Regions from separate parts of the Mus musculus genome. Here regions 2 and 3 are each linked to region 1. Evidence: chromatin contacts called from ENCODE Hi-C or POLR2A ChIA-PET data. All regions are on one chromosome and are shown on one strand. Each heading gives the region's core, a stretch centred on a gene start or an enhancer-like site at or near the end of the contact. The rest is flanking DNA. Distances are from core to core; before and after follow the strand shown.

What was found. Hi-C counts contacts between places; a loop is a spot of excess contacts on that map. ChIA-PET counts read pairs that join two places held with the same protein, here RNA polymerase II (POLR2A).
Region 2: a loop to region 1 is called in a map of gastrocnemius, with 5 times the contacts of the local background. The contact joins the enhancer-like site here to the promoter of Mycn in region 1. A Hi-C loop is called at or near these places in 3 of 37 maps with a recorded cell type or tissue (gastrocnemius and heart). POLR2A ChIA-PET finds 5 or more read pairs at or near these places in 4 of 5 experiments (Patski and embryonic stem cell).
Region 3: a loop to region 1 is called in a map of mouse trophoblast stem cell, with 2.1 times the contacts of the local background. The contact joins the enhancer-like site here to the promoter of Mycn in region 1. A Hi-C loop is called at or near these places in 5 of 37 maps with a recorded cell type or tissue (heart, mouse embryonic stem cell and mouse trophoblast stem cell). POLR2A ChIA-PET finds 5 or more read pairs at or near these places in 4 of 5 experiments (Patski and embryonic stem cell).

The regions. Positions count from the first base shown.
Region 1 is chr12:12,939,684-12,943,349 of GRCm38, reverse strand. It overlaps Mycn (v-myc avian myelocytomatosis viral related oncogene, neuroblastoma derived), which reads left to right and starts at 1,514. Exons shown (of 3, transcript NM_008709.3): 1 at 1,514-1,714; 2 at 2,864-3,666. The coding sequence starts at 2,957. RefSeq lists an enhancer at 715-743.
Region 2 is chr12:12,902,673-12,906,547 of GRCm38, reverse strand. No RefSeq gene overlaps it. Among named protein-coding and RNA genes, the nearest start is that of Gm40271, 4.8 kb to the left of the region's middle. Within about 2 kb of position 1,825, at least 3 of the 3 ENCODE cell types and tissues checked have a DNase peak (open chromatin) inside an H3K27ac peak, as active enhancers do; they include gastrocnemius and heart, where a contact is called at or near this core.
Region 3 is chr12:12,991,692-12,995,521 of GRCm38, reverse strand. Gm35208 (a long non-coding RNA gene) reads right to left here. Exons shown (of 4, transcript XR_381277.3): 2 at 2,024-2,225; 3 at 1,805-1,863; 4 at 1,173-1,694. Among named protein-coding and RNA genes, the nearest start is that of Gm35208, 6.2 kb to the right of the region's middle. Within about 2 kb of position 1,546, at least 1 of the 3 ENCODE cell types and tissues checked has a DNase peak (open chromatin) inside an H3K27ac peak, as active enhancers do; it is heart, where a contact is called at or near this core.

The DNA of each region.
Region 1 (3,666 bases), core at 265-2,764:
CCCCAGAATTATGTAGGCATTCGGGGACAGATGGGAAGACTTTCACACATGCTAATACACATTTTGACCTTGACTCTCTAGGCATTCTCTTCTTCCTCGCTGGAGGTGAATGAGGGGTGTCATTTTCAATTTAGAGGGAAATGGAGACGCTTCCCCACAAACAAGCTTAAGGGTTTAAGGATAAATCCCACCCTACTGAGAATGTGTGTTGAAAAAGGGCTTCACCCAGGGACCCAGGTTACTCCTGGAAAGTTTTGTGGGGCAAGAGCATTTATTTTTAGCCCCACATTTAGGAAACAAACCTTTTAGCATGCTTGCCTAGACAGAAGTGAGACGCTGTGGGATGGGGAGGGAGGGAAATGTGCCCACGGCTGTGAGGAAAGAATACACGCACCCTGCTCTAGTCTAAATAAGATGTCGCGCTCTCTCTGTTCACGCCAGCTCGTAAGTGAGGCAAATGGGACACAAAGAGGCCAAATTAATGATGGCTTTCCTTGATGTCACCATCCGTAGGAACTCGAGGTATACAGAGCAGTCAGTGATTTGGGCAAGGAAAGCAGCGGTCCGTAATTCAACCCTGGCTTCGGAAAGGCTTTTGTTGGGAACGGTGGGCGCGACTTCAGGGGACGTCCCTCCACGCGTTTCACAATCCCTTCCGCGGTAGCAAGGATTCGCTAATTGTCTCGCGGGGGTGGCCCCACTCGGGCTCCGAGGCTGGGCGGTGCGGCTCCGCTTTCTGCTTGGTCTCCGCGAGGTGTCGCCTTCGGCCGAAGAAAGCGGTAAGGCGCCACCCTCGTAGCCCGCACTTATTTATTTTCAAACAAGGGGGGCGCCCCTTCCTTTCAATTTGAAACTAGAAACCTCCTGCGGTCTGTTTCTACGTGGGCGCGTCCTCGGCCTCCCATTTTGCACTCCTGTGTCGCCTTCCTTCGAGATCACACACGAACAGCCCCTCGACCAGGCCTTGTTCCACTTTAGCCTGGAGCTCATCTTTCACACAAACATACACTCGCGCGCAGTCCACGCAGGGACTGGGCTAGAAACCTCTTTTCCCATTCCCAGAACACACCCAGCGACCTTTAAAAAAAAAAAAACACGGAGTGCAGCGGGTGCAAGCCAGGGGGTCCAAAAGGGAGGGGGAAGCACTCCTCGGGTTTCCCAGCTTTGCTGCTTGCAGTCTGAAAAACGAGAGGGGGGAGGGGGAGAGAGGGAGGGACGGAGGGGGAGAGGAGAGGAGGGGAGGAGGGGGAGAGGAGAAGAGGGGAGGAGGGAAGGGAGAGAGAGAGAGAGAGAGAGAGAGAGTCGGAAAAAAAGAGAAAAGCAAATGGCTTTTGGCGCGAAAGGCTTTGGCGCCTCCCCTGATTTTTATGGAAATCAAGAGGGCGGGGAAAAGCCTCTTGCCTCTGCCTTTCTCCCTCCCCCTCGTCTGCGCCACAGCCCCCTTCTCTCCCCGCCCCCCGGGTGTGTCAGATTTTTTCAGTTAATAATATCCCCCGAGCTTCAAAGCGCAGCCAGTGACAGTCATCTGTCTGGACGCGCTGGGTGGATGCGGGGGGCTCCTGGGAACTGGGTTGGAGCCGAACGAGCGCTAGCCAGGCGTAAGCGCGCACACACTGCAGCCGCCGGAGGACAACCCCCTCCCGCCGCCGCTCCCTCAGCCCACCCGGAGACCCCAGCCCCGAGTCGCCTCCGGATCCCCGGCAGTCTGCGGGAGGTAAGAAGCGGTACTTGCGAAGCTTCGAGCGCCCGGGGAACGGCGGAGCGCTGCGGCTAGGCAAGCCCCTGGACGCGGCTCCGCACCCTGCACCCAAATATGCCGGGCTTTTCTGGGGGAGGGGGTAAGGGGGCAACACACCGCGTCTGCTTCCGAAACAAAACCATCTGGGTTTTTTGTTTTTTTTTTTTTCCTGAAAAGCCTATTCAGCACCCGAAGGCACCCTGGCTGGAAGAGACCCGCCCTAATCCCTTTTACAGCCCTGGCCCAGGCAGAGAAATAGCTTTAGCGAAAAGAAATTCGCCCGGCTCCACAAGATTTGTCTGAGTGTGAGGTGACTGGGAACCGGTGCGTCCCCACCCCAAGCTGGGGTTCTCCAAAAGGTGCCGCGGGGAAAGAAGGAAAAGGGGTTAGGCGAAGCTAGGTGCCTGAGTGATAATGTAGGTCACGGCTGCTCCGGCTTAGGAGACGCGATTCTCGCCGGCGACCCTGCACCATTCCTAGGGATGGGGTTCAGCCTTTCCCCCCGCCTGTTGAAGAGGTTGAGGTCTCTGAAGGAAGGGGAATGGAAAGGGTATAGGTATAGGCAGCGATGAGTACCAAGGGTATCTGCCAAGATTGAGGCTCTAGGTCTAGGTGGAGAGGGTTGTATGTAATTGCCTGTTGTTGGTCTGACTGGAGAAAGGCCCTTAATAATTAATAAAGTTTCCTGAACCCCGTTAGCGTTTGCGCTCCCGTGATCGCATTTCTGCAAAAGGGGAATGAAAGGTACTTCAATCCCATGCCTGGTAGCTGGGCTAGAGAGCAAGGACTTCCTTTAAGCAACTAGTGCAAGTGGGGTAGTCGCGCTAGTAAGAGCTGAGATCTGCAGCTTGAACAGCCCCCCTCCCCCAGGCAGTGCCTTGTGTGAATGAAACGGCAGTTTCCAAAGTTGCAGAGAGCCACACCACCCCCTGCATCTGCAAGCCCCCTCCCACTCCCAGTCTTAGACAGCTTGTACACAAAAGGAGGGAGTAGGGGAGACGCTCAACTTTCTCCCACCTTCCAGAGCTGTGGGGAGCTTGCAGAAGAGATTGGGGGCTCCCACTGCCTGTCCCCACCAACCCACCCCTTTGGCTCATTCTCTCTTGGTTTGCCTATTGGTTGTAGAGTTGGAGGTTGGCGCGACTCTGCTGCTCTCCACGGGAAGGAAGCACTCCCCCATATTAAAAAGAGCGGAGATATTAAAAGAGAGGCGAACCCATGCCCAGCTGCACCGCGTCCACCATGCCGGGGATGATCTGCAAGAACCCAGACCTCGAGTTTGACTCACTGCAGCCCTGCTTCTACCCGGACGAAGATGACTTCTACTTCGGCGGTCCCGACTCGACCCCACCGGGGGAGGACATCTGGAAGAAGTTTGAGCTGCTGCCCACGCCCCCGTTGTCGCCCAGCCGCGCCTTCCCAGAGCACAGCCCGGAGCCTTCGAATTGGGCTACGGAGATGCTGCTGCCGGAGGCCGACCTGTGGGGCAACCCGGCCGAGGAGGATGCGTTCGGTCTCGGGGGCCTGGGTGGCCTCACTCCTAATCCGGTCATCCTTCAGGACTGCATGTGGAGCGGCTTCTCTGCCCGCGAGAAGCTAGAGCGCGCAGTGAACGAAAAACTACAGCACGGCCACGGGCCCCCGGGCGTCAGCTCAGCCTGCTCGGCTCCCGGAGTGGGTGCCAGCAGCCCCGGGGGCCGTGCCCTTGGTGGGTCGTCGAGTGCTAGCCACACCGGGGCCACCCTGCCTACCGACCTCTCCCACCCGGCTGCCGAATGTGTGGACCCCGCCGTGGTCTTCCCCTTCCCGGTGAACAAGCGAGAGTCGGCGTCGGTGCCCGCTGCCCCCACTAGCGCCCCGGCGACCAGCGCTGCGGTCACTAGTGTGTCTGTTCCAGCTACTGCCCCGGTGGCTGCTCCTGCTCGTGC
Region 2 (3,875 bases), core at 576-3,075, 37 kb after region 1:
TCTACTGCTGTCCATCTGTCATGATGCCCCCGGGAGTAGGTGCTGGGAGTGTGAAGATGGATCATGCTGTGCGCAACCAATGTGGGGAGGCTTGGAACCTGCTAATCCCGAATCAGTTTTCCGGATTCAGGGCCATAGGCTTCTCTTTCAACCCAGGCTTCCTTTACCTTTTCAAGCGTTTCCTTGTTCCCAGCGTGCCCTGTTCCTCTTGCTTCCTCTCTGTGTTCTCCTTTAAAACTCTATGCCTAGAAATACCTTTAAGTTCTTACATCCTCACTTTCTCACCTCGGCTCTGGGCCCCTGAACTACATGGCGGTCAATGTCATGGGTCTAACACTACTTCCTGAGAGTCTTCTGAGAATTTGCTTTTTCTGAACTGGAAGTCGGTGTAGACAGTAGCGCCAGGTCAACTGGTAAGTCTTCCTATTTTCCACTAAAGGAATCCAGCAGGCCTCCAGGATAGCTATCTTCACACAGCATTCACCTGCCCAGAAGGAAGAAGAGAAATAGGTGAAGCCAGGAAAAAATAAGTAGCCTGTTGGAAGCTTAAGATAATGCTGAAATACAGCGTCTGTCAGCCCCTGGACAGAGATGCTGAGAAGAGCAGACTGAGTTTCCAGATACCAGGCTGGAAGGGATAGTTAGGGAGATGTCTGTCTATACCTATATCGGCTGGCCTCCCCTCCCCTTTCCTCTTCCTTCTCCTCTCCTCTCCTCTTCCTTCCCCTCCCTTTTTCCTGCCTCCTCCCTTCTTTCCAACCCCCTCCCCCTTTCTTTTCTTTCTTTGCCTTCTTTTGTGCTTTTTGAGACAAGGTCTCACTTTGTAACCAACACCTGGCTTGAACTCATGGTAATCCTGTCTGTTTCCTCAGTGTTCATAAACTTCTGTATGCTCCTCTGAGTGGCAGGAGCAGGTAATATCTGGGGATCTAGGAGCTGCTGGGGCTAAGAGTTCACCAGTTCACAGAAGGGGAACTTGCCCAGAAGGTGCCCCTGTGCACTACAAGCTGATGCCCACCCACCTTCCCTGCCCGGATGCCACTGGTTACTTTTTCTTAAAGGACTTGGACGGGGGCCTTTCTCCGACTCCTCTCCAGCCCGTGGCTGAGCCAGCCAGCCTCCTCTCTGCATTGTCTTGGAGAGAGGAATCACCTGGGATTTAGGCTCATTTTTAACAATGTATCCTCATTTCCTGGGGACTAACAGCTTTGTGAGGGTCTCTCAGCAACCCGCGTCAAGGGGGAAGGGGATGGGACTCAAGATGCCTTTTGCTAATTAGAACCCCTTCAGCTCTCCTGTTACACAAGAATCCAGGGCACCACATGACCCTCTGCAAAGCTGCCTTTTTTTTTTTTAAGGTATTTTTAGCCAGAATCAAAGGGTGAGATTTTTTTTTTTTTTTCTGCTCAACTTTGCAACTGTAAGGCTGTGAACCTCATCTCACATTCTCCTTCCTTTTCTATAGATTCTACTGTCCTTACCCGGTTTCTCTATTTCTTTCTCCTTCCTGGAACTCTGCATGCGTGTGTGCGCATATGTGCACGTACGTCCATGCATGCAGGCGCACATGAGGGTGAGTGCATGAGCTCCTGTGTGTAGGTGTGAGGGCCTGGCGGGAGTGTGGCCGCGGTGCCAGGCAGCCATGCTGCATCTCTGGCTGCTCATTGTTCAGTTCCGTCTCCATGGTGACAGGAGCAGCTGCTCCATTCTGGGCCTTGGCTTGGCTGTGCAGGGCGGCCTGCCCGCCCGTCTGCCCGCCGGTCCACCCTCCCGTCCTCCTGCCCAGCCGTGGGAGCTGCCAGCTCTACGCCCTCCCGCTGCCCACAGGCCTTGCCAGGCTGGGCGCAAGAAAGCGTGTTTACTAACACCATCCACATGGCTCCTGGGGCACCGTGGCTCTGCCCAGAAGATGTCAGGCCCAGGGCACCGGGAGGTGGGCCTGGAGCCAGGCTGTCTGTAGCTGAGGGAAACCAGGCTGGCCAGCGGCTGCTGCTGCCGCCGCCGCCGCCTAGGTCTGCCAGCGCTCCCAGCCTCCAGGCAGGGTTGCAGGCACTTGTTCAGGGGCCCCAGAGAAGCCCTCTCCGAAGTCTCTTTCCCCCTTCCTGCCATGCTGTTTAATACTCTTCTCAATGTGCCCTAGTCCTAGTGTATTCCACCTGGTCATTTTACCCCTGGCAGTCTCCTCTGGTCCCCATAGTGGAATTATCCAATCTAACACCTTCACAGGCTTAAATTAGGAGCTGCCAAGTGGGAGGGACCTGAAGGATGTAGTCCTTTGAAATAACAGGCAGAGGGAGGGCAGGGTTGTGTCTACACCCCATCTGCCCTCAGAGGCCTGGGTGGGCTCTCCTGTGTGGCCCTTTTGAGCTCTGCATTCTTTCCCTCTGCTTCTCTTTCTCCTCCTTCCTTCCTTCTTCTCAGCCTCTCCTTCTCTCCCCATCAGTTTTTGTTTTTTTTTTTTTTCCGTGAAGGCCTCTGTTCTCTGTGTCTGTATGTCCATATGTACGTCTGTGATTGTGTGTGTCTCCGTTTGTGGTTTGGTGTTCTGGTGGGTGTCAGTCTCCCATCTGTGTAAATGTCACTAGTTCTGTGTGTCTCCCTCCATCTGTGTGTGTCCATGTTCCTGTGTGTATCTTTGTATGTGTGTATGTGTCAGTGTGCTTGTGTGTGTGTGTTTCTCCCTGTGTGTATATCTACTTATGTCTCCATCTGTGTCTATGCATATAAGAGAGAAAGATGGACCCCCTTTAGGAGGCTAACGACAGTCCTTCTTGGGAATGTCCCCACAGCCTCTTACTGAGGTCTAGTTCCCAGATCCTGGTATCAGAGTCTTGGAACCATAGGCTAACTTCCGTCATCCCTCCTGATGATTCTGCCAGCCTGGGACCCTTGGGGACTTCTGGGACCTGTTTGTCCCAGCAGTAGATCTGTAGCTTCCTGAGAGCCTATGACCCTCTACTGTGTGTGCACAGTGAAGCTTCATAGTACCTGACCTTGTGAAATGTTTTTCCTTAGAAATTTCAGTTGGCGCCAGGCAGTGGTGGCGCACGCCTTTTAATCCCAGCATTTGGGAGGCAGAGGCAGGCGGATTTCTGTGTTCGAGGTCAGCCTGGTCTACAGCGTGAGATCCAGGACAGCCAGGGCTACACAGAGAAACCATGAACCCTGTCTCGGAAAAAAAAAAAAAAAAAAAAAAAAAAAGAAAGAAATTTGGGTTGGTTATAAACCTGAGAGCAAGCAACAATTAGGTCACATTGATATATCTTGAAAGCACTGGTGGTACTCACTGAGTGTCCCACCATGCCAAGGTCAGCCACTCTGTCCACATTTAAGCCTATTTCCGGCCATATTCTGCCCCTGATTGAATCTCAGCTTCCCTTCAAACTTTAAGATGTGTGGCCTATGTGATCTAGGGAGGGGCATTCGAGGAAAGAATCAATGAGGTCCTTGGGTAGTGGCACCTGTTGCAAGCATTTACTAAGTGTCTGAGACCTGCTAGGCTTAGGATAAAGTGCCATCTATACCAGACATTTAAAAAATGCCCTCAGGATTCCATATGACAGAAAATGACCATATTTTGCATATTGGGAAGTGTGGCTTAGAGAATTTAAGTGACTTACCCAAGACCACACAGCTAAAGAACCTGCCTCTCCTTCCTGGGCCATCTTGCCTCATAAAATGGCTGGGTATCCCTTTGAAATGGGGCTGCTCAGAATCGTTCTCATGGCTGCTTTAAGTCTCCCCCACAGCTGCTGCCTTAGCCAAGCCACCTATCTTTTGACTGGAACCCAAGAATAGTCCCTTATCTCCAAGTTTGGTGGTTTGAATGTGCTTGGCCCAGGGAGTGACACTATTAGGTGTGGCATTGTTGGAAT
Region 3 (3,830 bases), core at 297-2,796, 52 kb before region 1:
GCACACGGCACGGTGGCTCATCAGCTCGTCTTCTGAGTGTGGTCCTCTTCCCAGCTGTTGCTGCCTGAATCGTGTTTCCCACGCCCAAGCCAGCCTAGCTGTCACCAGCTGTGACCAGCTGTCAGGCAGTTGTTAGCACTCCACTCTTCTCCCTGCCACGTGACAGCCCCTGACCTCAGCCAGAGACCAGAAGAGCTTTCTGACAGGCAGGCTAAAGGGCAGGCCACAAGGGAGACCTGATCAACTAGCAGGCAGGTGGAGTCCCACTATAGTGGTTCATGGAGATGAACCCCACAGTCAGACACTCAGAGAAATAGGATTGGAAGCATGGTAGAAACACACACACACACACACACACATGAGCACATGCTGCAGTGCATGCAAAGATACTTGCCAAAAAGACTGGACGTGGAGGTCATCCTGGCCACGGCGGAAAAGACTCATTTTTCCCGATTGTGAATCACAGAAACAAAGTCCCGGGAGGTCCTGGGGCATCACATCCTCATTCCTGAGAGAGCAGAACCAAGCTTCCCAGGAGCCTAGGTGAGCATGAGGCAGCTTAGAAAGGTGTGACAGAACCTCTTTCTAATCTACTTTGCCCCAAGACTCCTGCCACCTGGAGTTTTATAGCCCCTGCTGTAGATGGTAGTGCACAAAATTTCCTCAGTGCATCATCTTGGGCTCACTGAAGCCTTCTTGGTTAACACCTAAAGACCCCTCTTCCCTCTCCCCAGCTAGCCAATGGGCAAAGCCATCACCACACCACCTAATAGCTGGTTCCAAGTGCCTAGACAGCTGGGCTGATCTCTCCTTCAGTTGTCACAGTGCACACATTCACACACCATTATTGTCCTGATTCACAGATGGGAATGGCAAGGCCAAGAATTGGTTCATCCTTCATTCCACAGATGTTTGGGAATGTTGAGTACAGGCGAGGCTGGGGTTCAGCTGGTCTGTGAGCCCTACCCTCTTAGAGGCTCTGGCGCCTGTCTGAGGACGGGTCCCTGAGGGTAAAACTAACCAAGCCAGAGAAGGCGCAGGAGCCCAAGAAATCTCAGCTGCCTCCCCTGAGATAAGAGTGCTTTGTTGTGCAGGCTATTTCCTGCACTGAGGAATTCCATCTTCAGTTGTTGCACAACTGACCCTGGAAATGTCAAGAATGGTGGCTATTATTTATTAATGAGCTAACCATCTGCATGGCTACACACACACACACACACACACACACCAGCTATAAGCCTGGGACCATAAAAGGGTCTCTCAGTTTGTTAACACTGATGGTTAGAGTATAAGAGCCTCCCTCCATTGCAGGCCTACAGAGTGGCTCAGGATTGCTGGCCTGCTGTGGCCAGAGGAGATACTGCCTCATCCACCCATCAGCTCGTTTCCTGGGGCAACTGGCTTTACTGATTGGAACTCAGTTTTTGCAGGTCCTAAATGAGGACAATGGTCATAGTGCTGCCTATCTCGAGGGTTGGCGGAATGTGAGCAATGTGAGATTCCACAATGCACCAAACAGACGGCAGGGCTTTGTCCTGACTCCATGGGGCAGCAGCAGTCCCCTCTTGAGAAAACTACTTCCAGTTTTTATCTTAGAGGTTCTTTTTTAATCCAGTGCTCAGAAAACACAATTTGTATTATGCTGGTCACAGTTTCCGTGGTCTTGGCTCTTGCTTGTTGGTAGAACTTGGCACCTGTTTTGTTATAAAGAACAAGTGATCAAAAGGACAAGAGCGCACAGTAAGGACAGTGAAACAAAGGCTTGGTTTGAAAGGCAGACAAATCAGCCAGGAGCCTTACTTACACTAGGGAGGCCTGCAGAAAGCTGTCCACCCATAGGAAAGATCTTTCATCCTGGCATTGCTGCTCAAAAGAAAAAAAAACAATGTTTGCTGGTCTGAAAGCCTCATCAAAACCATTCTGAAACAAGAAATCCCAGGTTTCCTGAGTATATTCTTCCCAGGCCTCCTCATGTGAGCAGGCTAATTGTCTCTCTGTCATGGGCTAAACAGCGTCAGCTTACCCAATCCTTCCCGCACGCCATCTATGTTTTTCAGATGAGGAAGTGAGGGCCCAAAGAGGATAAGTCACTTGGTCAGTGTTACTCAGATAACAGCAGAGAATGACCAGGAAGGCAGGATCGGAAGTCTTCCAAGCCCATGTGCTGCAACAAAACTCACTGCTTCTCTTCTGAAGGAAAGGATCCGTTTTGTACCTGGTGACACCTGGATAAACACCAGGTGACAGGGACGGGCAGAGTGAGAGGAGCCTATCAACCGTGACATCCCACACTAGGCCAGAGCTTGTATACCAAGGCTCAGATTTATGGCAAGTCATTTAGAACTTGCTATTTCCTCCACCAACAAAGCCTTGCTTTTCCAGAAGGAACCACCCCAGGGTTCCTTGAATAATGAGCTCTAAAATAGTACTCACCATAACTTTCCAGGAACACAATCTGCTTGCAGGAAGTGGAGGGTGGGGGGACACTATATACTAGGGAATGCAGCTATGCCAGGGTCTCTCGCAGGCCAGAGGCAATCCTCAGAGGCCACCTTAACAGGACAAATCTTTCAGCCACTCTAACTTGTGAATAGCTGTTGCATAGCCAACGGACTCTTTTCTTTATCTCTCATACCAATATACCATCCCTGTCCTGTAAGTGATGCCTAACTCAAGTTTTCATTTCCAGTGACATACAGAAAGGAGCACCTACCCCAGATCACCCTACCCCAGGTCACACTACAGAGAGTCTTTACTTGAGAGTCAATGTTCAAGCATATGACCCAGAAATTTCACTTCCGTGTGTGTGTGTGTGTGTGAATGTATGTATATACACACAAACAAATTAAAATCTGAGATATGAAGAAGTCTATATGCTGACAGGGCATTCATTATTTATCCCAGTGAAAAGGTGACAGACAGCCCAAATATCTTTTGACAGGTAGGTAAACAAAATGGGTTATGCACATAGACAGTGAGATATTATTGAGTCTTAGAAAGGATTACAATTCAGGTAGATGTTGTAACATGAGTTAACCTTGAAAACATCATGCTAAAGGAAAGAAGAAAGAGACGAAAGGGCAAATGCTATACAGTTTCACTCAGATAAGACACCTAGACTAGTTAAATCCTAGAAACAAAAAGTGGACAAGTGGTTTCCAGGAGCTAGGATCGGAGAAGAGTTGGCAGTTGTATGGAGCTTCTGTCTGAAGAAATGGAAATGTTCTTAAAATGCATCCAGAAGCAAAAAACTACTCTAAACAGCCAGACCCATCCTGAACACAAACAGTGCAGCAGGAGGAATCACAATACCTGACCTCAAATTAAACTACTGTAATAGTGTATTACTATACACACACATACATGCAGCTACAGTAACAAAAATAGCATGAGACCGGCACAAAAATAGACAGAGACCAGTGGGATAGAATAGAGGACCCAGAAATAAACCCACACAGCTATGACCACCCAATTTTTGACAAAGAAATAAAAAATATGCATTGACAAAAAGACAGCCTCTACAACAAATGGCATGGAAAACCTGGATAGTCACATACAAAAGGCTGACACTAGATCTGTGTCTCCACTCTGAACAAAGATCTTAATGTAAGACCTGAAACTCTGAAACAACAGAAGAAACAAAGCAAGATCCAGGCATGGGGAGCATATGAAATTAAAAATCTTTGGCACAGCAAAGCAAAAAGACAGAATGAGAGAAAGACCATCCAACTGTACATCCTTCTGACTGGTAATTAATATCTAGAATACATCAAACCGAAAAAAATTAAACACCAACAGAATCCTTCAGTCAACAAGTGGGGAAATGAACA